Regions from separate parts of the Homo sapiens genome. Here all the other regions are linked to region 1. A link is a contact called in ENCODE Hi-C data. All regions are on one chromosome and are shown on one strand. The core of a region is the stretch at or near the end of the contact, and the rest is flanking DNA. Distances in the headings are between cores, read along the strand shown.

The links. Hi-C counts contacts between places; a loop is a spot of excess contacts on that map. Pooled maps may share reads with other maps.
Region 2: a map of CD8-positive, alpha-beta T cell shows a loop between it and region 1 (24-fold over the local background). The contact joins the promoter of INVS here to the promoter of RAD23B in region 1. A Hi-C loop is called at or near these places in 2 of 168 maps with a recorded cell type or tissue (CD8-positive, alpha-beta T cell and naive thymus-derived CD4-positive, alpha-beta T cell), 2 of 37 single-sample maps with no recorded cell type and 9 of 50 pooled maps.
Region 3: a loop to region 1 is called in a pooled map, with 22 times the contacts of the local background. The contact joins the promoter of SLC31A2 here to the promoter of RAD23B in region 1. A Hi-C loop is called at or near these places in 6 of 50 pooled maps.
Region 4: a map of B cell shows a loop between it and region 1 (30-fold over the local background). The contact joins the promoter of NR4A3 here to the promoter of RAD23B in region 1. A Hi-C loop is called at or near these places in 2 of 168 maps with a recorded cell type or tissue (B cell and naive thymus-derived CD4-positive, alpha-beta T cell) and 11 of 50 pooled maps.

Annotation. Positions count from the first base shown.
Region 1 is chr9:107,279,086-107,284,561 of GRCh38, reverse strand. RAD23B (RAD23 nucleotide excision repair protein B) reads right to left here and starts at 1,283. Exons shown (of 10, transcript NM_002874.5): 1 at 867-1,283. The coding sequence starts at 932. RefSeq lists a silencer at 745-1,304 and an enhancer at 1,795-1,954.
Region 2 is chr9:100,096,436-100,102,143 of GRCh38, reverse strand. It overlaps INVS (inversin), which reads right to left and starts at 2,901. Exons shown (of 17, transcript NM_014425.5): 1 at 2,728-2,901. ERP44 (endoplasmic reticulum protein 44) reads left to right here and starts at 3,144. Exons shown (of 12, transcript NM_015051.3): 1 at 3,144-3,360. The coding sequence starts at 3,304. RefSeq lists a silencer at 2,628-2,837 and enhancers at 3,078-3,217, 3,228-3,297.
Region 3 is chr9:113,149,757-113,155,501 of GRCh38, reverse strand. SLC31A2 (solute carrier family 31 member 2) reads right to left here and starts at 4,495. Exons shown (of 4, transcript NM_001860.3): 1 at 4,422-4,495. The coding sequence starts at 4,427.
Region 4 is chr9:99,817,387-99,823,216 of GRCh38, reverse strand. It overlaps NR4A3 (nuclear receptor subfamily 4 group A member 3), which reads right to left and starts at 1,332. Exons shown (of 8, transcript NM_006981.4): 1 at 810-1,332. LOC101928438 (a long non-coding RNA gene) reads left to right here and starts at 3,328. Exons shown (of 7, transcript NR_109802.1): 1 at 3,328-3,396. RefSeq lists enhancers at 102-614, 3,017-3,610, 3,611-4,204 and silencers at 1,189-1,238, 3,120-3,669.

The DNA of each region.
Region 1 (5,476 bases), core at 34-2,533:
TGTGGACTTCTGAAATGTTTAAGGCTTTAACTGCAGAAAGGATTCAAAGTTGTTGTTTTTTGTTTTTTTTTTCTTTTTTCCCCCTTGAACTGCTACTGTTTGGGGCATCGGGGGAGGGTGGCTGCAGCGTTCCAACTCCTACAATTCCAAGATTTCTAACACAGAAAACCCGTTAAATCTGAAGTTTAGTTTGAGCCTGGATGGCTGTGAAGAGCTCTAACAGCTAAAACCATCACCAAAGAGGCCTCAAAGTGCAATCTACGCAAGGGTGTGGGTTTGGTGGCGGGAGGAAGGCAGCAGAACGATTCATTTGCAAATAAAAGGGTAAACAATTCTGAGGGGAAAGGGGCAAATTCATTTTCACCACCACTCACCTCTCGGCGGCAAACGGAACCTGATACTTTTTTTTTTCTTAAGGCTCATCTTCTCGGGTTACCAACTCTGGGAACTAAGCGGCTAACCAGGTCCACACAGGGGTAGTGGCGACGCCTACGTCTCCCTCCCCCACCTGTGCACCCATACCAGAAAGCCAGGCTCTACGGCTGAGACGGCCTGGACCTTCCCATCCCCCTCCGGCCCCGCTAGCACGAGCTCCTAGGCCCAGGCCCGCGGGCGTGCGCTCCACGCCATCTGCCACCAGGCCTTCGGCGTCCGGCCACTGCTTCCCCATTCTCCTGCCACAAAGCCCACGGCCAAGACAGGAGGATCGGCTCCGCTGTACGCCGCCAGGGCCGGCACCAGGACCCAGGGCCCTCATCGCGCCCTCCGGGGCTTCCCCCGCTGGAGCGCGCCGCCCGGCCCCACGAGCTCCTGGCGCTCCCCGCGGCCCGCACGCGGCTGCCCCTGCCCCCGGCCCGCGCGCATACCGTCTCCTCGGGGTCAATGTCTATCTTGAAGGTCTGCTGCTGGAGGGTCTTCAGGGTGACCTGCATGGTGCCGCCGCGCAGCTCGGCTGCCGGGCCTGCGCCGGGTGCTGGCCGCTGGGCGGGGTCTGTGGCCTGGCGGGGCCCCGGGGTCGCCCGCGCTCCTCGCGCTCTGGGGAGGAAGGCGGTGGGGGTGGGGGCTTGTCACATTCGCCCAGCGGAGCGGCCTCTCCCCCAGCCCGTGCCCCGGACCGCGCCGCTGCCTCCGCGACTGCGGCCTTCCCCGCGAACTCGGGCCGCCGTGCTTCCTCACGCGCCGAGCGCCAGCCACGGAGTCTGCAGAAGGCGCGAGGGGGTCGGCGAGACAAGCAGGGAATCCGCTAGCTCACCACAGGATGGTGGCCGCCATCATCGTGACTCGCCGAGACGTGCCCCCTCCCCCACGCGAAAAACCTGGGGGGATGGGGCCGGGCGGGCGAAGCGCGCAGGCGTGGGGTGCGGCGACGCTTTGCGCCGGCGCGGCCGAGGACTCCGCCCCAGAATTGGGGGCGGGGCGGAAGGCGGTCCTGGAATGTCGGCGGCCTGGACCCGGATTACGCAGGCGCGTTCCGTGGGCGGCAAGGGCTCCTGGGGCTTCCTCCTAGCGACTATTGCTGGGGCGTTCTCTCCGGCTGCCGCGGCTCCGCCTCTGTGCAGGCTCCGCCCGGCTGCCGAAGTTACGCAATGTGTAGCCCGGGAAGCGCTTCGTGGAGACCCGGCAGAGTGGATGCGGAGCCCTGGAGCGGGGGAGTAATCGGGGCGGAGTTTAAGTGAAAGGATGGCGGTAACCACAGTCTGGGGGCCAGCACCCGCGGGGCGCTTGCTGCGGGGCTCAGCCCTGGGGGTGTCGACTGATTCTTTAATCCCGACAGCACAGACTCCTGAGCTGGACTGCCCGAGTTCAAATATTGTTTTTTCTCACTAGCCTAAACAGATGGACCGATTTAAAATGAAGGTCAAGTTCTGTCACACCTCGGGGTAGAACTGTCCAGTGTTTCCCCATCTAGCCCCGAGTTAAAGTCAGAGTTATTAGAACGGATGCATTAGCCCCTCGCCTTTCTCCGAGTCGCCTTACTCTCCCCACTGGTGGATTCTAGGTTGCCCCCGGCTCCCTTAACATCCTTGCTCAGATATTGCCTTCTTGGTGAGGTCTGTTCTGGCTGCCTTACTTAAAATCCCAACTTCCTATCTCTGTTATCCTGCTCTGTTTTCTTGTATAGCGGGTATCCCTTTATAATTACCCTGTAATGTACGTATCTCTTGTTTATCATCTTTCTCCTTTTCCTGTGAACCCCAGACTGAAGCTGCACAGAGGCAAAGATTTTGCTGTGTTCACCCATGAACATGCCTGGCACATTGCAGGTGCACGGTAAATATTTGTGGAATGGGTGAATGTGCTTCTGGATCCTCAGCAGTAGAATGAGAATAATAATGTCACTCATTGATTATTGGAGGGGGAAGTTGAATATTGTATGTAAAATCATGATAAACAGTCTGTAAGCAGTTAGCTATTAGTAGAAAGTCCGTTTACAGATAGAAAACTGAAGTACAGAGATGTTGAGTAATGCACCTGGAATAACCCAGCCAGTAGTAAATGGCAAATCCACAATGTGACCTCAGACAGAATGACTCCAGAGTCTGTGTCCCAGGGTGTGCCACTATTCCCCTGTTTTTTGTTTTAAAGATTATTCTTATTTTTTTAAAGCGTCTGACTGTCATCCACGCTGGAGCGCTGTAGCACAAACACGGCTCACTGCAGCGTCAACCTCCTGAGCTCAAGAGATCCTTCCACCTCAGCCTCTTGAGTAGCTGGGACCACAGACACACACCACTGCTTCCCAGCTGATATTTTATTTTTTTGTACAGATATGTTCTCCCTATGTTGCCAGGGCTGGTCTTGAACTCCTGGGCTCAAGTAATCCTCCTGCTTCGGAGTCCCAAAGTGCTGGGATTATATGTGAGCCATCGCTCCCAGCTATTCTCCTCTGTTTTATACTGTGCCTGTGGCACATTTGATTTAGTTCAAGTATAAAACACAGTTCTAGTCAGGCCACTAGCTCTATGACCAATTACAAATTACTTCTCTGGGACAGCATCCTCACTAATACAATGTCACTGCTTGGTTTTCAGTGGCTTCAAGGAGCTTGGGTTTAATGTTTTCAAGAAACTTTCCTTGACCAGCTTCTCCCTCCACTAACCTGATATTTCCCCTTTCACAACACATAACTCCCTTCATAGTAATTAAATATGCAATCTTCTGCCCTCTGTCTTCCTGTATCTACTCGTAGTCACCAGGTGGTTTCATCTTGGCCCTTGTTTTGAAATACCTCCAGCCTGGACCTTTCCCCTTAGCTATAGAGTTAGCCAATTGCCTAAGCAATATCTTCACCTGAATATGTAACAAGCCTCTGAAACTTAATGTGGCCAAAGAGAACAATTGATTTCTCTCTGGACCTCCTTCCCCCCTGCAAACTGCCCCTCTCCCAGTTTTCCCCCATCTTAGTTTATGGCCTCACAGTCTACCCAGGTGCTCAGACCAAAAATCTGGTCTTCATCCCTGATAACTCTCTTCCCTCACTCACCCACTCCCAACCACCACATGCAATTCATTATCAAGCCCTGTCAACCTTATTCTCCAAAGTATATCCCCAAGTCAGCCTTTTTTCACCGTTTCTACTTCTACAGCCCTAAGCTAATCCATCATTATCCTTCACCTGCGTCCCACCTGGTCTCTCCGCTTCCACCCTTTACCCCCAACAGCCTCCCCAGCAGCCAGAGTGGCCTTTTAAACCCATAAATCAGAGCATGTTGTATCTATGCTTAGTATCTCATTACATTTTAGAATAAAAGTCAAACTCTTTACGTGGCCTTGGAGAGCCCACATGATCTGACTCCTGCCAGTTTCTCTGACCTCATCTCTTTCCTTCTCTCACCCACTCATTCACTGTCATCCATTTCCCTTTCAACCCTCAAACAGGTTAAGCTGGTTCTAGCCTCAGGGCCTTTGCACTTGAGGTTCCTTCAGCTTGAAACTCTATCTTCCCAGATCTTTGAACAACTAACTCCTTTTCATCTTCAGGTTCCAATTCCAATTTTACTTTTTTAGAGAGGACTTCTCCAACCAATTTAATAATATATATTAAACATGTGTTAAGCCTTTTTTCTTTTTCTTTTTTTGAGATGGAGTATCGCTCTGCTGTCGCCCAGGCTGGAGTGCAGTGGCGCAATCTCGGCTCACTGCAACCTCTGCCTCCCAGGTTCAAGCGATTCTCCAGCCTCAGCCTCCCGAGTAGCTGGGATTACAGGTGCCCGCCACCATGCCTGGCTAATTTTGTATTTTTAGTAGAGATGGGGTTTCACCATATTGGCCAGGCTGGTCTGGAACTACTGACCTTGTGATCTGCCTGCCTTGGCCTCCCAAAGTGCTGGGATTATAGGCATGAGCGTCCTCGCCTGACCTAAGCCTTTTTTCTAGGCAAGCCACTTACTTTTTAGGGAGAGACACTGACTCTCGTATTCATGACTGTTTTCACCTACAACAGTGCCTAGAACACAGTAGGTGCTCAATAGTGTATGCTGACTGACTCCTAACTCAGTTCTAAACTCCATGAGACAGGGGCTGAGTCAGTCCTGTGCATCTTCTTATCTGAAGGAGCTAGCACAATGTGGATACTCTATACATGTTGTTTGAAAGCATGGTAAGGTCATTTTAGTTATAATTTACAACAGTTGTAAGAAAATGTGAAAATATTTTAAAATATGCTGTACAGTTGTAATATTAAAAGTTTCCTGCTACAACTGTTACTGTCTGCAGAAAAAAAAGGAGAGAGATGCCTTTACATATATTAGTGCATGCAAAAAAAAAAAAGTTTTTTTTTGCTCGTGGCAAAAGGAAAAAAAAAGCCAATGTAGAAAGGGAGGGATTGATTGAAAATAAAAGTCCTCCTCCCACCTCCCTAGAAGTAAGCATTGTTTTGAGTTCTTAGAAACTTTCTAGATATATAAAAGAATATATTTCTCCAGCTGGGTGTGGTGGCTCACACCTGTAATCCCAGCACTTTGGGAGGCCAAGATGGGTGAATCACGAGCTCAGGAGTTCGAGACCAGCCTGGGCAATATGGTGAAACCCCATCGCTACTAAAAATACAAAAGTTAGCTGGGCGTGGTGGCGCGTGCCTGTAGTCCCAGCTACTTGGGAGGCTGAGGCACAAGAATCGCTTGAACCCGGGAGGCAGAGGTTGCAGTGAGCTGAGATAGCGCCACTGCACTGGGCAACAGGGTGAGCCTCTGTCTCAAAAAAAAAAAAAAAAAGAATATGTTTCCACAAATACAGTCATGCGTCACTTAATGAAGAAATTTGTTCTGAGAAGTGTGTCATTAGGCAATTCGGTTGTTGTGCAAACATCGGAGAATGTACATATACAGCCTAGGTGGTATAGCCTACTACACACCTTGGATATATGGTATAATGTATTGCTCCTGGGCTACAAACCTGCACAGCGTGTTACTGTACTGAGTACTGTAGATAATTGTAACACAATGGTAAGTACTTGTGTATCTAAACATAGAAAAGG
Region 2 (5,708 bases), core at 1,652-4,151, 7.2 Mb after region 1:
CCAGCCTGGGCACAGAGGGAGACCCTGTCTCAAAAAAAATAAAATAAAATAAAAAATAAGTATCAGCCGCATAGGAAGATAGTGAGATCCCTATCACAAGAGTGTTTAAGAAAGCAGAGGCTGGAGAAATGCAGCAACAATTCAAACACCTGATGGGAAGGAAAGATGAATAGTTGCATCAGTGATCTTAAACATCCTTCCTAAACCCTTAAGCTGCTTTATCAAAGTTCCAAAGCTGAATGCCTACAAGGACCAGAGAGGTAACAACTGTTAGAAACGTAGGGAGTCACAGAATCACGGTAAACTCAAGCATATGTACTTATCTAAAGGGAGCAGCTGTTAATCAGCTCCAGTTAATTGCTGCCATGAGGGTAGGCAAGTCCTTTTCTGATTTCACCAAAAAGCAGGTCACGCCAATCGCTGTTACTCCTGGGGATCTGAGAGTTTTCTAAGATAAATTTATAACGGATGAGCTGGTATTTGTCTTGTCATCGACAAGGATTATTGGTTCAAATTCTGCCCTTGAGAGAACATATTAATACTTTCTTAATTATGGTAAAGCACAGCTCCTTACGTCTTTATTTTGCTGACAATTTGAGTTAAGGACTGGCAGAAAATATGGAGGAAGAGGGTGTTGTGAGACACTTCAGTCATGTCTGAGTCTAACAGTCATGTCAGAAGAACTACTGTCATATCCAGGATTATATTAAGGTTATTTGAGAGAAGCTACAAAATAGAGGTGGAGGTGAAAACATGGGAGGGGAGTAACTGCACTTGGGTTCTAGGCCCAGTTGTATTTATAATCAGCAGTGTGTCCTCAGGCTATGTCAGCTTTCTAGGTTTCTGTAAAATGCAAAAAATAATAAGGTTAGACCATGTTCACATTCGTTCATTCAACAAGCTGAGTGACAACTATGTGCTAGGCACTGTTCTAAACTCTAAGACCTGTCATTTTTCATTCTAAGTGATCAGAGTTTTAGGCACATCAGAACCACAAAAAAAGTTCTTTATACCCTTTGAAAAATACACTAAAAATGTGATCTCTGTTTTATATATATGTGTGTGTGTGTATATATTATACATATATAAATTATATATACACATATATAATATATATAATATATATACATATAATATATATATTATATATACATATATATTATATATATAATATATATTATATATATAATATATATGTATATATATTATATATATTATATATATACATATAATATATATACATATATAATATATATTATATATACATATATAATATATATATTATATATACATATATTATATATATATTATATATACATATATTATATATATTATATATACATATATTATATATATAATATATATTATATATACATATATTATATATATTATATGTACATATAATATATATATTATATGTACATATAATATATATATTATATGTACATATATAATATATATATTATATGTACATATATAATATATATATTATATATACATATATAATATATATATTATATATACATATATTATATATATTATATGTACATATATTATATATATTATATATATATACTTTTTACTTCATAATTCTTAGCACTTAGCACAGTAACAGGTATATAGCCAGTACTCAGTAGATGTTTGTTGGATGAAAGGTCACAGGCTGAGTGCTAAGTCCAAAAAGTGAGCAGGATCAAAGTTTAATTTCTTGAATAATGAGTTCATACTTACAAGTCTCTGCTCTTTTAAAATTTCCCATTTCAACTATCTTTGGGCTCTGTCAGGGGCGTGGACAAGAGATAGGAGCACTAGTCTAGGAGTTAGGCCGCCTTGGTAAGAGTATTGGCTCTATCACTGTCTAATTTTGTCACCCTGAGAAAGCCATTATGCAGGGCTCTTTTTTTTTCTTAAGAAAAAATGTATTTTTTGCCCCTTTAAGAAAATAAATCATTTTTTATAGAAAAAAGTCAAAACCACTTTGATAAAGTGCTATAAAATGCAAAGGTGTCATCATCCTTGCCTAATTATACAACAAGCCCGTGTAATAAATGCTCTAATAATTATAACCGTACAAAACTAGAGGTACTGCAGTCACACTCATAGGAAGAGTAATTCTGATTAGGACTAAAGGGTTGGTTGTTCGGGAAGTTCTCAGAGATGGTGACATTTAAGATAGCATTCCAGAGAGAGAACGGGTAAGGCCATTCCAGGCAGCAGGAAAGCTGAAGCAAAGGCGGGAGCAGGGAGAACCACAAAAGCACAGTGTGCCTCCTGGGTACTAAGCAGAGATCGCGTGGGCTCCTGGACCTCACTGAGTGTTTGCAGAAGAAGCCGCAGAGCTACCTGGGGCCAAGTTAGGATCCTCGACTGCTTTGCTAGGGAATTTCGTAATTATACTGGAGGAGCGATCCACGCCTTAGCAGCAATCACTCACACAGTTTTCCAGTTTACGACGTGCTATCCCATCCCGTACCACATCTACTCCTTACAGGAGCCCTCAGAGACAATCAGGGATAAGTCATTGACTCATTCAACTGAGGCCCCGAGTGGTGGCTCTGACTTTATAATGCAGGAATTAGAGCAGAAAGAAGAGGCAGCGGGCGAGGAGGCCAATGATGGAGGCTCAGGCCACAGCCTAGGCCAGGAAGGCCGTGAGTCTGCAGCAGGGGCCAAGGCGGTGCGGACCGAATGATCTGAGCCTCCCCAGCCAGGCCCCCTCCTACTCACCCTCGCCTCCTCCAGGACTGACGTCCCGGGGGCGGCTCCAGGAGGCGCAACCCGGACCGGGCCGCCCCTCCTGCCGGGCCGGTACACTATATCCAGCCAGGTCAGACCCCACGGCGCTGAAGCTAGCCGAGCCCCTCAAAAGGCCGCCCGAGGCTTTCGGCCGCACATCCTTCTGGGAATTGTAGTTCCCATCCTCTGAAGCACCGCGTACACCCGCCCTCCGCCCTTCTATCCCACAGGACCCCGCGCGCAGAGGACTCAGTGGACCGGGGCCGAGAGCCCAATGGGAAAGGAAGTTCTAGATGACGGACGACGTGCGGGGTGAGGCTAGTGCAGGACTACATTTCCCGAAGTGCACCGAGGTGGGCAGGACCCGGAAGTGAGGGTGTGAGAGGCCTCTCTGGAAGTTGTCCCGGGTGTTCGCCGCTGGAGCCCGGGTCGAGAGGACGAGGTGCCGCTGCCTGGAGAATCCTCCGCTGCCGTCGGCTCCCGGAGCCCAGCCCTTTCCTAACCCAACCCAACCTAGCCCAGTCCCAGCCGCCAGCGCCTGTCCCTGTCACGGACCCCAGCGTTACCATGCATCCTGCCGTCTTCCTATCCTTACCCGACCTCAGATGCTCCCTTCTGCTCCTGGTGAGTGAGGGAATGACAGACCCATCGACAAACGCACGAACGGCCTCCGGCCCTCGCCCAGGGGGAACACTGCTACTCCTGCCCCTGCTTTTCCGTCTTTTCCTGCAGTGTTTTGGAGTGCACCCTCCCCCGCTGCCCTCACTCTCGCCTGTCGGCTTCCAGGCGCGGAGTCCCCGAGGCCTGAGAAACCAGTGTCGGGGGAGAATGGGAGAATTAGCCCTGAGGGACTGATACGTAGTCACGGCGTAGGAGCTTCCCCTTCTCCCCGAAGTCCGGGGGTTTCGGTTTCGAGGGCTAGTGGACCTGGTGGTAGCTTGAATCGGAAAAGACCAAGCATAGACCTAGCGTTCCTTCCCACCCTCTCCATTTGGGAAGAGTGTGAGGTCGACAGGTGCTGGGGTTGTGTGACTCTCACTGGGTCTAGATCCCTGAAGCGGTGCCCGGGTTGGCAGATCCCTCTGTTGTGGCTTGATGCGATTGGTTGGGAACCCGGAACTGGAGACTGGTTTGGATTCCACTGGGAGAATAGAGTTTGAAGGGTGGAAGGTGTGGTTACCTGACAATCTCAGCTCAAGGCCTCCCTCAAATCTTATTGCAACGTATTTCCCCATGGAAGCAGATTTCTTCTTCATTGCGCCTTATTTGAATATGCATTCATTCCTAACTGCCTAACCTGCTCAGCATCATCCCATCTTAAAAGAATCTTTCCCTAGTCCCTCTTGCCCCAGAGTACGTCTTGAGTGTGCAGACTAATTGATCCAGGCTTCAGGTCAAATTGAGACAAAAGCGAAGGACTAAACACGTATGGCAAAATGGCTTATATTTAATTGGGCTGTTAATTATAATGTAATATTTGAAAGTACCTTAATTGTAGTAGATTTTTAGAAATTCAGATTTAAACATTAAGAACTACTTTCTTTACAATTTAAGAAACGATTTAGTGACGCATATGAAGTCACACAGCTAGTTACAGGCAGAGCTGGGATTAGAAACAAGTCTCTTGACTTCCAGTGCTTATTCCGCCATATCCCATTAAATGTTTAATATTTGTGTTTGAAATAGTTCTTTCTTTTCTTTTGTCACTTGGACCTTTTCGGAAAAAGCACTGTAAAAAACTAAATGGCATGTCAAAGTACTTTTGAGAACAAAAAGTTGTGTATAAACATTGTAATATTAAATGATAGAGTGTCTTATTGCCACTTCTTATAAGTATACAACAGTGAATGACTTCTGTATCGAGGAAAATATTCTGTATAGTGTTGTTTCTTGGTGATTTCATTATACACTGTGATACATTTTTCCTTCTAGAAGTGTTAGAATAATACCATTATTAGAGACCACTCTCTCCTTAAGAAGACTGGATACTAATCTTATCCACAAAATGGCTTGAGTTATGAATTGTGTGCACTTTTAGGAAATCAAAAAAAAAGGGCAAAAATCTTAAGATATTGTAAAGAAAAGTTGAGACACTGAACAGGCAAACTATATCAGATGCACTTTCCTCAAATGGTATGGTTTGGTTGTAAAGCTAAGTTATGAAGAAGAAATAATTTATTTTGGAATAACTCATGCTTTTTATAGAAAAACCTAATCTTGTTAAATATGAGTTTTTTCCCAAATAGAATCTAGATTTAACTAAAATCTAAGCATTTTGTATAATTATCTTTCTAAGCAAATGTAAAGGCATAAAAATCTGGAAAATATGTTAGAGAATACCTGTAGATATGAAAAGGCTGAAAAAGCCCCAGAAAAGGTTTAAACTAGAATTACAAGTCAAACTAGATTTAATTGGAATACAGTGTTTACCTAGTTTTAATACTCATATGCTAGTTAGCAAATATTTATAAAACATCTATCCTGTCTAATCGCAACTTTGAGTTGCTTACTTAACTGGTAATTCTCTCCTACTGATGGAACCTACTTACTCAGTATTCTCGCTGTCTAATAATTTGTCCTCTTTGTTCCCCCGTGTACTTTTTTCCTACTCTTCCAACTTTCTCTCTCAGACCTCAAGTTTATTCCTTCTTACATACAGATAAAGAAAAGCCAAGTTCCCATTTAGCTGAGGTCATCATTTTTTCCTTAAATGGCCTCCTCTAAAAAGCTGTATATTCTCTTACTATGATAATTTTCTTCAGGCACTTTGTACCTCAACCCTAAAGAACTAGACCTGTTCAAATTTAGTGGTGTTCATATAAGATAACAGTTGAAACATAATCCCAAACTTCTGGAGGCAAGTAGCTATCTTTTCCCTGATCTCAAAGCATTTTGGAATATATCACTCTGCCACAAAGCCTTTCTGGATGGGTAACTAAACACAAAAGCTCAATGTGATAACTTTTTTTCCT
Region 3 (5,745 bases), core at 3,246-5,745, 5.9 Mb before region 1:
TGGGAGGGAAATGACACTGATTATTCTGTGCCAGGCACTCTTCTAAAAATGTTATATGTCTTAACTCACTCAATTTCAAGAGGGGAATTATTATTCTTAGCTCCATTTCATAGATGAGACTACTAAGGCAGACAGAGTTTAAGTAACTTGCCAAGTTGCTAGCTAGAATTTTGCCTGGGTGGGCTGGTTTCAGATTCTGTGCTCCTAACTGCTCTCAATGCAGCTTCTCAGGGCAGCACTGGAAGTCCAAGGGGCAGCTGTGACATGCCCAGGGTCACACTGTGAGTTGGTGGCAGCATCAGGACTGGATCCTGGGTCTTCTTACCAGGCCCTCATTTGGCAAGAGGAAAACAGATGCTACAACACAGAGAACAGCCCACTTTCTTGTGCAATACTAGACAGAGATGAGGGCTGTGCTGTCGTTCGGTTGTTTTAACATTTCAGGAAGATATGCAAACAGCAGAAGAAACTGATATGGCCACTTTGGAACAAAATATGGGAAGAAATTGGGGAGAGGAAGGAATGTATGAGAAAAAGCCTCTGTGCAATTAGGATAGTCATGCTTAGCCCCCGAAGGATGTTCAGCCAATAGCTGGCCCATATTTCCTGAGAAAGATGAAGAGTGCACCTTAAATAAAGGAAACAAACAAGGACCAGTCTGGGGATGGGACAGTAAGACCAGAGCCCAGGGACAACAGCGGACAACAGGATGAAAAGGCAAAGAGGATAGGGTGGGAGGGAGGACACTGGAGCGGATCACAGGTGTGGATGACGATGCTGTTATAGCCGGATCCACAGAGGCAGAGTCAGTCCCGGGTGAATCACTGGGAAACCACAGGCCAATCATGAGCTCCACACTGGCAAGCGGCTTAGTGTAGAGGGACAGCAGCAGCTGCTTAGACTCCAGGGCCTTATTAAAAGTACAGATTCCTGGGCCTCCTCAGGCCCCTAAATCAGAGTCCAGGGTCAGAGCCACAGGAGACAGGGAAGACATAGATTTTAACCAGCCCCCTTCAGGAGATTCTGAGGCTCAGTTCACTTTGTTGCAGTTTGAACAGAGGCAGCAAGGCTAGTGGTTAGGGGCACGGTCTCTAAAGCTGCACTGCCTGGATCTCCCTCCCAGCTCTGCCAGGAACCAGCTGCGTGGCCTTGAGCTGCTGACACGCAGAAAGCCCCCTGTGGACCCAGTCTCCTCGTCTGTAAGATGAGGACAGGACTCTAGGAACCCTTTCCCTTGGTTTGGCCTCACTTTCACAGGCTCCCATCTTGAACTCTATCTACTCTTCCTGAAACCTTGTAAAAGAAAAAAGTGCTAGCCTGGGCAACATGGCAAAACCCTGTCTCTACAAAAAATACAAAAATTAGTTGGGTGTGGTGGCATGTGCCTGTAGTCCCAGCTACTTGGGAGGTGCTGAGGTGGGAGGATCACTTGAGCCCGGGAGGTGGAGGTTGCAGTGAGCCAAGATCATGCCACTGCACTCCAGCCTGAGTAATAGAGTAAGACTCTGTCTCAAAAACAACAACAATAACAGTGAGTGTGCCTCTGTTTCCGGGTTGGATGGGGCACCACATCTATGCATCTCTCAGATTTGGACGCTGCAGCCTGGGGTTTGGTAGAGACCTGGGACTAACCTGGCTGTTCTACTCCCTACACTCAGCTAACATGCCTTTCAGTGCCAAAAGGGGTCTGACTTGTGTCACCAACCCCTGCCTGCGCCTACCCAGGGACTGGGCTCACTGGAGACCGTGGAGCTGCAGGACAGAGAAAGAAATGTGAAAGCATCTGATTGGACAGAACAGCCACACAGCTCTGTGTCTTCTGAGGGACTGCATGTGCCTGTACCACGTTCACCTTCCATTTATTATGTGTCACTCCCTGTGACATCTCCGCAGGTGCCTACTATTATTAACCTCTTTAACAAGGAAGGTACATAAAAGCCCACTTATCTCCCCATGGTCACTCGGCAATCAGGTACCCAGAGCCAGAGAGTTTTCTGGAAAGCCTGTACTGGTTCTCAAACCTTAGTGTACTGGGTGTTTCTGGGACAGGTGTTTCTAGGACAGGTGTTTGTTGGGGGTCACACTTTGAGAAATCATAGGAACCATGATGGTCTCCTGTCAACCAGTAGGGACTGGTCAAGTAAATTATATGAGAGCTTCAAAATGGAAATCTAGGCGGTCACATCACAACATGATAAAGATCATGTTGAAGACTTTAAAAAATGTTGAAGAGTTTAAAAATAAGAATAGCTTTTACCCCCCACCCCCAATGGCACTAGCTCAATGTAAAAAGCTGACACAGTACCGAAAAGAAAGTAAAAAATCATTTTGAGTCTTACTACTCAGAGATCTCTCCTGTTAGGCTTTCAAAAAAAAAAAAAACATTTTGACACAGCAAAATGTTTACGCAAGATTGATATACAAAACCAAACAGGTACAAACAATACTGTGAAACTCCATTTACACCGGAGATGGCCTCATCCTCAGCAGAAGCCTCTAGCACCATCTCTGCCAGGTAGAGGTAGGGGTGACACCCATCACCCCTTCTCTGAGTCCATTTGGTAAAGCAGATGGTATGAATGGAATGTCCCTAGTGGCTAATTAATCAGTCAGGGAGTTGCCATAACTGGTTTCCTTCTATCATCCTTGGGCCTGGGCCAGTTATCTTAGGAGCCCAAAACAGCCCAGACATGTTTTGCCATAGACCTGAACACCCACAGAACAGTAAGAGTAATTTGAAAGATTTCTTTTTGTTGTGCTAGGTCTGTGCAGACCCTGGCGATACAGAGATGAATGGGACAAGTCTTTGGCCCTTAGGGAGCTACCTGTCTATGAGGGGGGACATTTAAGTGAGCAAATAATTACAACAGGTTGTAGGTCAGAGAAAGGGAGGCACAGTGGAGGCTCCCTGGGGGTGCTGGGGACCAAGCCGCCTGAGAGACACCTGCCCTGGCCAGAGAGCAGTTGGCTAGGATGGTTCTGAAGCCAGAGAAGCAGGAGATAGCTGGGAAGATGAACTGTATGGTTTGTTCAGAGCTGGAAACACCCACGGAGTCCGAAGCCCCAGAGGGACGAAGACTCACCTGTCACTCAACCCTTTCTACTTTTGCCTTTTTGCTAGAGGAAAAGATGGAAGTCAGCACACCCTGACTTGAGAGAAGCGATCTGGGCTACAGTTTTCAATTAAAGGGCTTTGTGGTCAGATAGGCAAGGGGCAGGGCCCCAATCTTGTTTTCCTACTTGGGATGAATCTTGGCCTCTGAAAGTTTAACTGATTTGTGCTTTTTTCAGGGTGGGGCTGTGGTGAAGGAGGGAGCAATCCCTGGAACTTGTTTTCTTCTATATTTCTTCATTTGGGGTTACTTACACTTTGAGAAAAGCTTCCTTATTTGTAAACAAGGGTTGGGAAGGAGATGAAGGTCCCAGTTGCTAGGCTGACTGGCTGGGGAACTTTTGCAAGTGCTTTCCATCTATTTCCCTTTTTAAAGGACGGCTGATCATTTCACTAAATGGCCTACATACACTTCCTATATCTTTTTTTTTTTGTTTTGTTTGTTTGAGGACGTCTTGTTCTGTTGCCCAGGCCGAAGGTCATGGCTCACTGCAGCCTGGAACTTCTGGGCTCAAGCAATCCTCCTCATCCTGCCTCAGCCTCCGAGTAGCTGGGATTACAGGCGCCTGCCACCACTTGTGGCTAATTTTTGTAGAGACGGGGTCTAGCTATGTTGCCCAGGCTGAGCTTCCTGTATCTTAAATTCTATGACATTCTTCATGGGATGAAGAAAATGATATGACTTCTTCAAAGACGAACGAGTCTTGCAAGCTGTCGTTCTCTCCAGCCCAGGTGAACCCTACCAAGAAAAACAGCTTGTCTGAAACGCTGTTTTCTGACTGAAAGTGTAGGGAAGCTGGAAAGTAGCTGGTTCTGTTTTATTCCCCGAAGAATCAGGCTACAAACTTGACAAGAGCAGGGCCGGGGATGTGCGCTCGGTGTGCGCGCGGGGCTGCGGGCTGAAATGCGCCGGGGGTTTCCCTTTCGTGGAAGCCTTCCTGGAATCTCCCAAGGCGCTGCTCTCCGCCCTGGGGCGCCGGCCAGAGGTCCGGGGCCGGGGGCCCCGGACCCAGCTGTCTTCAGCCACCGCGCCCCCACTCTCAAGCCGCGCCACCGCGGGCGCTCGGTAACTGCTCGCCTAGCCGGACTGCCTCCCAGCAGGAGGGACAAATAAAGAGGAAAACCACAGAGCCACCGCAACCTATACCTGCCGCGTCCCCCAACCCTGTTCCAGCTGTTGGCAATGCTGCCAACACACCCTTCACCAGCCCCGGGCCAGCGGCAGCGAGGATTCGGGGTGCCGAGATGGCAGCTCCAGGAGACCCCGCCCCAACCGCCCACCCTCTTCACCGTAGCGCCCGGCCCTTACCGCCATGGTGAGTGCGCAGGGCGGGCGCCAGGGCCGCGTCTGCTCGCTCGGGTCTCCTCGCTCCGAGTCAGTTCAACCGCCGCCGCCGCCGCCGCCGCGATAGCTACCCTGGCCGCACGGATCACGTGGTCCGGGCGAGGCGGCGCGCGGGCGCCTGGGAGTTGTGGTCCCCACACGCGCCCTACTTCGGCGTCCTCGGGCGCGCCCCCTGGCCGAGACCCAGGCGCCTCGCCCCAGGTTCCCAAGGGCTGAGGCTTGGCGTTCCCGGAGTCGCGAGCGAGAGGGACCACCTGCTGCCCTCTGTCTTCGCCCTTCCTGTTTTGCACTTGGCTTGTCTTGGCGATTATGAGAATGTTTATTGCTCATTGTAATAAACTACCCCAAGCGTAACATATATTGAGTTGAAATGGGCAAGTCCGTGCTATGGACGCAATAGCAACACATTTGGAGTAAATTAAGTCAATTATGCCCTAGATTTTTAGTGTAGTCATTACAAGATAATTACATTTTTCTTTTTAGAAAAATATTTTCCAATCTGATAAGCCAAAAGGAATACACCCGTGTAATTTTGTTTTTCTTTGATTACTAGGGTAGTAAACTATTTTTCTTACGGGTACTTCCATTTCTGTGTATTGCCTGTTCATTTCACTGATCCAGTTTTTTGATGGGGAGTTTCTTGTAGGGTGAGGGATTTTTAATGGTTATTGATTCTTAAGCATATTTAGGAACCCTTTGCTAATCAGCCTATGAGTAAAGAGGCTCTTCAGAGAAACCTTACTAAGGACAGTATTAGCAGAGACCTTGAGCCTGGAGCTAACCTCAGTTCACATCCATACGCATCAACTATTGGCTTTGGGACCGTAGGCAAATAGCTTACATCTCTGAACCTCAGTTTTCTGGTCAGTAAAATGAAAATAATAATAAAATCTATGTCATAGGGATTAAATGAAAACATACATGTTAAATTATCATGTAACCTGGCAGTGGGAGCTTGTTCAGTAAATGGTAGAATCCTCAGGGTCACACAGCTTTTTTTCTTTTCTTTGAAACAGAGTCTCGCTCTGTCGCCCAGGCTGTAGTGCAGTGGCGCGATCTTGGCTCACTGCAACCTCCATCTCCCGTGTTCAAGCAATTCTCCTGCCTCAGGCTCCCGAGTAGCTGGGACTACAGGCGCGCACCACCATGCCTGGTTAATTTTTGTATTGTTAGTAGAGACGGGGTTTCACCATATTGGTCAGGCTGGTCTTGAAATCCTGACCTCGTAATCTGCCCGCCTCGGCCTCCCAAAGTGCTGGGATGCTGGGATTACAGACGTGAGCCATCT
Region 4 (5,830 bases), core at 83-2,582, 7.5 Mb after region 1:
CTTCTCCAAAAGCGCGAGTTCTGTCCGTGAAAAAGCATGCCTTTCCCACACCGAGCCAACGTCCAGAGGAGAGGGACACCGTCCCCACACGTGTCAGTGTGCGGGAGTCGCCAATTACACCCGATTTACCTCCTAAGGGAAAAGTGTAAACCGGCATGTCAGCGACGACAGGCAGACGTGCCTAGTGGAACCCCAGGCTCATTTCAATACAATAAGCCACATTCCTACAATTACGCCCTCTTTCCTGAGGTCCTCCGAGTGCGTCTGCAAACTCTGGCCGTCGCTGCCTAGGCCCTTCCCTCCTAAGCTTCCTTCCAGAGAACCAGCTCGGTGCCACCATTAGCAACATTTACTTGGACCCACCAGAGCTCCTATTTTCAATCCTACTTAAAAGGCAGGAAAATTACTGCCGTTCATCACCGGAGCTGCAACTCCCTGCCGCTGCCGCTGCCGCCGCCGCCGCCGCCGCCGAGAGCATCATTACCATGACAACTAGAGCCGAAATACCCTGAATTACATCGCTGGAGCCGCTATAGCACAAATCCCGGTCCTCCTCTTTGTTAGAGGCTTTTCGCCTCTTCGAGTGGGGGGAGGAATCCCACGAGCTCCAGAGATCCCCGCGGGCCCACTACAGGGGAAAAGTTTCAGATCAGAACCTACGGGCCGCTGGGCTAGCAAAGCCGGAGCCGGGCGGCAAGGTCAGGGGAGGGAACCCCACACTCAAAGTTGTCAATTTCAGGAGCGACGCTTCCCAGCAAGCCAACTTTTTTAGCAAGTCCCCTTATTAACTGGGCGAATCTCATACGTACTTGAGTGCTGTGGCGGTTCCGTCTTTAGAGCGAGTTTCTAGAGAGCTGTCCCGAAATCTGCACTGGGGGGGAGTCACAGCTGCTGTCCCGGAAGGGCTGCGGTGTACAAGCCCAGCGGCTCCCGGAGGCGGTGAGCGGCTGGTGGGGGATGCTGCGATCCCGACTCATGGGAGAGCACAGCCGAGAGGTTCCGCGGGCGTCCTGGCTTGGGCTGTGACCAGGGGGGAGGATGCCGCCGCTGTTCCCACCTCCACGGCCACTGCCGGCACCGTCAGCGTTGCAAAGTGAGCCCGGGAGGGGCGTCCAGCTGCGGCGCCGCGCTGCACCGGCAAGGGCTCAGGGCAAGAGGGGTGTGAGCGCGCGGGAGAGCGAAGTGTGTGTGCGGAGCCTGTGTGCGCGCTTGTGTCTGTGTGTGCGAGTGAGGGAGCGGGTGTGAGCGCGTCTGTGTATGGGGAGCGGAGGAGGAGCAGGAGCTGGAGGGGTGGGGGGCGGGAGGCAGGAGACTCCGCTCTCCCGGCTGCGCGTTCGCTCGCTCTCTCGGCACGTCATTTATGCCACAGGAGCCCTAGCGGCCTCTCCATAGAGTGCCTGGAATGCGAGACGTCAATGTGACGCCATGGGACGCTACGTCACCCTCCTCCTCCCTCCCCTGGCCCAGCCGGTTCCGCGTGTGCGAGGGAGGGTGTGTGTGTTCGTGTGCGCGCGCGCGCGCGCGCGTTCCTCGGCCAGTCGCACGGCCGCACAATGGAAACTCCGCCGCACGGCCGGCCCCGGCCTGGGGGCTTCTCTTTTTGCAGCGGAACCGCTCGCCAGGGCGTGCGTCTGCGGGAGGGTGCAGCGGCCTGCCCACGGGTCAGGCGGGACCGCCCAGCTGTCAGGCTCGGGTGGAGTAGAGTTGGAGGAGTGCTGCTGGCGCGCCTCCGAGGCTGCCCCGAGGCACGGAGCCAGGGCGAGGGGGGTAAGGGAGAGGACAGCTCTTCCGAAAGGGAAGGCTCCGCCAGCCAGCTTCTGACCAGCTCCAGTGACCTGGCAGCCGGTGCAGAAGGCGTCTGGCACCAGCCCGAAGACGCCCTGAGGTGCAGCTGCACTTTCCTCTTGCATAGGTTCTAAAGCTGTTTACGTTGCTCCGGTCCTCTGCGCCCAGGCTAATCCCCCCTCCCCGCATCATTTACTGGGTGCGTGTTTCACACAGGGATGCAGATGGTTCCGGGGATAAGGTTTGATTTCTTTACACGTACGGCGTGGGTTTCTTAACTGGACACGTTATAACCCAGCGAAGTGCACATCCATCATGCACACGCGCGCTGCAGCAGAAACTACTCTGTGTGTAAAACAAACACACACGTGTTGAACAGCTGAGCGGGTCTGACTATTGCAAATCATTCCTCCTCCCCGGCACCGGGTCAGAAATGGAACTCTCAACTAGCACTTTCACTTTTTGATGGTTGTAGATGCCCTCCGCCCACATCTCCCAAATTAAACATTTCGAAATCAATCAACAGGACTTATTAGTCAGTCCCTCGCTAGGGGATTTGCTTTGGTCTCCTCGGACACATTTGTCATGAAATGGTGTGCCGAAAGCCTGGGTGACTGTATGAAGGAGAGCAATTTCTTCCTGGAAATGATAAATTTAAGTGTAAATTTCTTGATGAAAACAAAATTTATCAGAGTTAAAGACCCCTAGTCCCAAAGGTTGCTGCTGAGTGAACGCAGTCTCTTTCAGAAATGAATTTTTGGACAGGAGAAAATATTTGAGTGAAACAATGCAGATAGAGTGGTCCCCATGTGGTCCGCTTGAATCACAAATACCGTTTTATATGTTTGACCTGTCCCAATTTGTGTGTGTGTGGCGGGGGCGGGGGGCGCTGCGCCGAGGGGAGATACAAGATTCCTTTGTAGACAGCACACATTTCAGAATCGAAGAAGGTTCGAGCTAGGACCAGAAACTTGAAAACAAACTACATATAGGTAAATATGGCATGTATATCTTTCTTCGCCTCCACTTCCAATTCAGACACGGTGGTGCGGAGAGGATCGTGGGAGAATGCCCCGAAAGTTGACCCAGCCGAGAGCAACCGAGTCTCTGCACTGCGGCGGGTTCCAATCCAGCCTCGGAAGGAAGGAGGGCGCTGCTACATTGTATCCATTCAAAGGCTTGAAGGGGGGGAGCAGGACCTGGAGCCGCGCGGCGCTGACGCACGCGAGGCGCGTGATTGACGCAGGCGATGTTACTAAATTCGGCGGTTGGCCGGGACCCGCCGCCGGCGCGCGCCGCAGATAGCGGAGTAGGTTCCCCTCGGTCACCCCCGCCCCTTCTCCATTCAACGCCGCGCGGGGCGGGGCAGGGCGCGCGGGGCGGGGCGGGGCGGGGCGGGGAGCGCGCGGCCGCGCCAGGATCCGGCCGAACCAAATATAGTCGGGCCTGGCTATTTTTAGCCGGGTCTCGGGCGCGAGCCCGCCGCGTGAGGGGGCGCCCTGACCCCGCCGGGAGTGCGGAGGGGGCGGGGGCGGAGTCGCCATCTTGGACTCGGTTCGACCAGGTCTGGTGACCGGCGACGAGGGGCCGGGCTCGGCGCCGGGGGTCGGGGTGAGTGGGTGCGAGCCGTGGGAGAGAGGGGGGGCGCTGGCGGCTCTCTTCGTCCGGCGCGGGCTGTGAGAAGTGAGCAGGGCGAGGCGCGGGCGACAGCGGGGCGCGAGGCCCGTGCATGTGTGTGCGCACGGAGGTGGGGAGACGGTGATCCCCGCCCGCCCTGCGGAAGGCCCGGCGGTTCTACCACCCGGCAGCTCGGCCAGCCCCGAGTCGCGTGGGGGCGGAGCTGCCCGCGGCCACCACTTCCTGAGTGCCGGGGATACCCTTCCCGGACGTCACGGAGGAGCCGAGGCGGCGGTGGCGGCCCGGGGCTCATCCTGCACTTGCATCACGGGTGCAGCAGCAGCTGCTCTGCTCCTTTGTGGCTTTTTGCCCCGTTGAGTAACTGCTTTGTTAACTGAAAATACCATGACGGGCCAGTGTGATCACCAGCTCCAGATCTCAAAGAAAGTGAAGCTGTCAGGCAAGAAGAGGGAGACTCCCCCAGCCGGCTGCGATGGTATCTGGTGGGTGGATGTGTAGAGAAGCACTTGACAGTTTCCACGTATTACTTCTTGCCTAACTCTTCACCCCCAAGAAGATTTAAAAATACTTTTATTTCCATGCTGTAAAAATTTCATTTGTGTTCTGCACCTCCCTCACCCCCCTAATCCTCCTTCAATTAAAACTCTCATGTAGAACTGGAATCACTGTAAGCAGGAACCCTAAAATTAGGTACAGTTTTTAGGAAACATGACATCTTTCAATGAATTTATTCAATAAACTACATTTTCTAAATGTTAATATGTATGAAAGGTCCTTGCCCACTCAGGGTTGTTATAAAGCTGCTAAATTGTTCATATGAGTTGGGCTCCAGTGACCGTTTCAAAGCAGTATCCTTGTTTACCTAAATTTAAAACAAAACAAAACAAAAAAACTCTTCTCCCTGGCTGAGAACCTCCAAGCAAAGTTTCCTCTCTTTGAGTGGGTGTGTCTTCTGGACCTCTATCTTGGTTACTTCTGTGCATCCTCCTCCCTTCTCCCCTCCACCTTCCTTTACATCCTTTTCTGTTTTTTACAGCCTCACTCCTTTACATCCGTTCCTTCCTTTACATCCTTACTCCTTTACATCCTTTTCTTCCTATCAAGTGGCCAATATCTGTTCCTGGACTGCTCTGTTAGACTGAGGGCTGTTGTCTGACCTCCCTGAGCCAATCAACTGTTCGTGGCTCAGTGCTTCTCGGGGTAGGAAGGGGGACTGACTGCTGGAGAGGTCACTGAGTGGCAGCCTTTTGAAACTCAAATGGAAATTCATGGAAGCAGAGACACAGCTGTCTCGTAGACGGAGACACCATCCTCTGCTTAATCCTATGTCCCTAAACGTATGCTGTTCTTTAGGTGACCCAAACAGAATTAGTTTTTCTCGAGTCTTTTTTTTTTTTTTGAATTAGTATCTACTGCTCTATTCCTTTTCAAAAGTCGGATTTATTAGAAACCAGGCATAATATTCTGTAAGGCACATGTAATGTGACTATTTCAGTAATCTCAATTTCCTTTTTAAAAAATTTTATTAACTTTTTTATCTCTTCTTTTAGGAAATCAAATAAGACTACCTTAATCTGTGAAACGTTGAAAACTTTCTTGGCTCAGTCCTTTTTCTATAACAGAAGAGAGACATTTATATGTCACTAGTTTACATACACGAAGTTAAGTTTCTGCTTTCATGATGCTTATAGCAGCCAGCCTGTTAAAGAAGTATCTAAATTAACCATTACGGATTCACTGGATAGTTACCTTTCATTTTGTTTTGGATTTGTAGGCCTAATCTGCCTGCAAGAAAGAACTATTTCTCTTAGAAAATAAAATATGAAATTTGGGGGAAACTTATGTGTGATATAAAGCAATTGTTTTAAATTGCTTTAAATGCTCTTCTGATGAAGTAAAGACGTATAATCTTATTGCTTTTACTAATATATAGAGATGATGATTTCTTATTAATGCAAATATTGGGTGAGGAATGGTGAAATAAAAATTCTAAGCCAGAAGTTGTTACCTAGGGTGAAAACAGGAAAGAAAAGTAAAAAATTGTAAGTTCAAGTTTTGTGGAATCAATGTAGAAGTTCTATACTATATTTAAGGTACATATATAAAATTTAGTAACTTCAGCTGACATTGATTTATACACGAGATGTACCTGGCTCAGTAACCTGCAATCATTATAGTAAGTTTCTATCTGACCTACATGCTTGCCATTCGTTATCAATTCCATCATTGCCAGATTAGTCTTCCTAAAATTTAGATTTTGTTATATAACTTCTGGCCTCAAAAGTCTTCAGCAGCTGGATATTTTCTCCAAAATCAAACCTAGAGCCTCTTTTATTTCCACAGAATTTTCCTGTCCTAGTCAAACTGGTGTTCTCACTGTTCTTCAAACTTCCTTTCAACCTCCCAC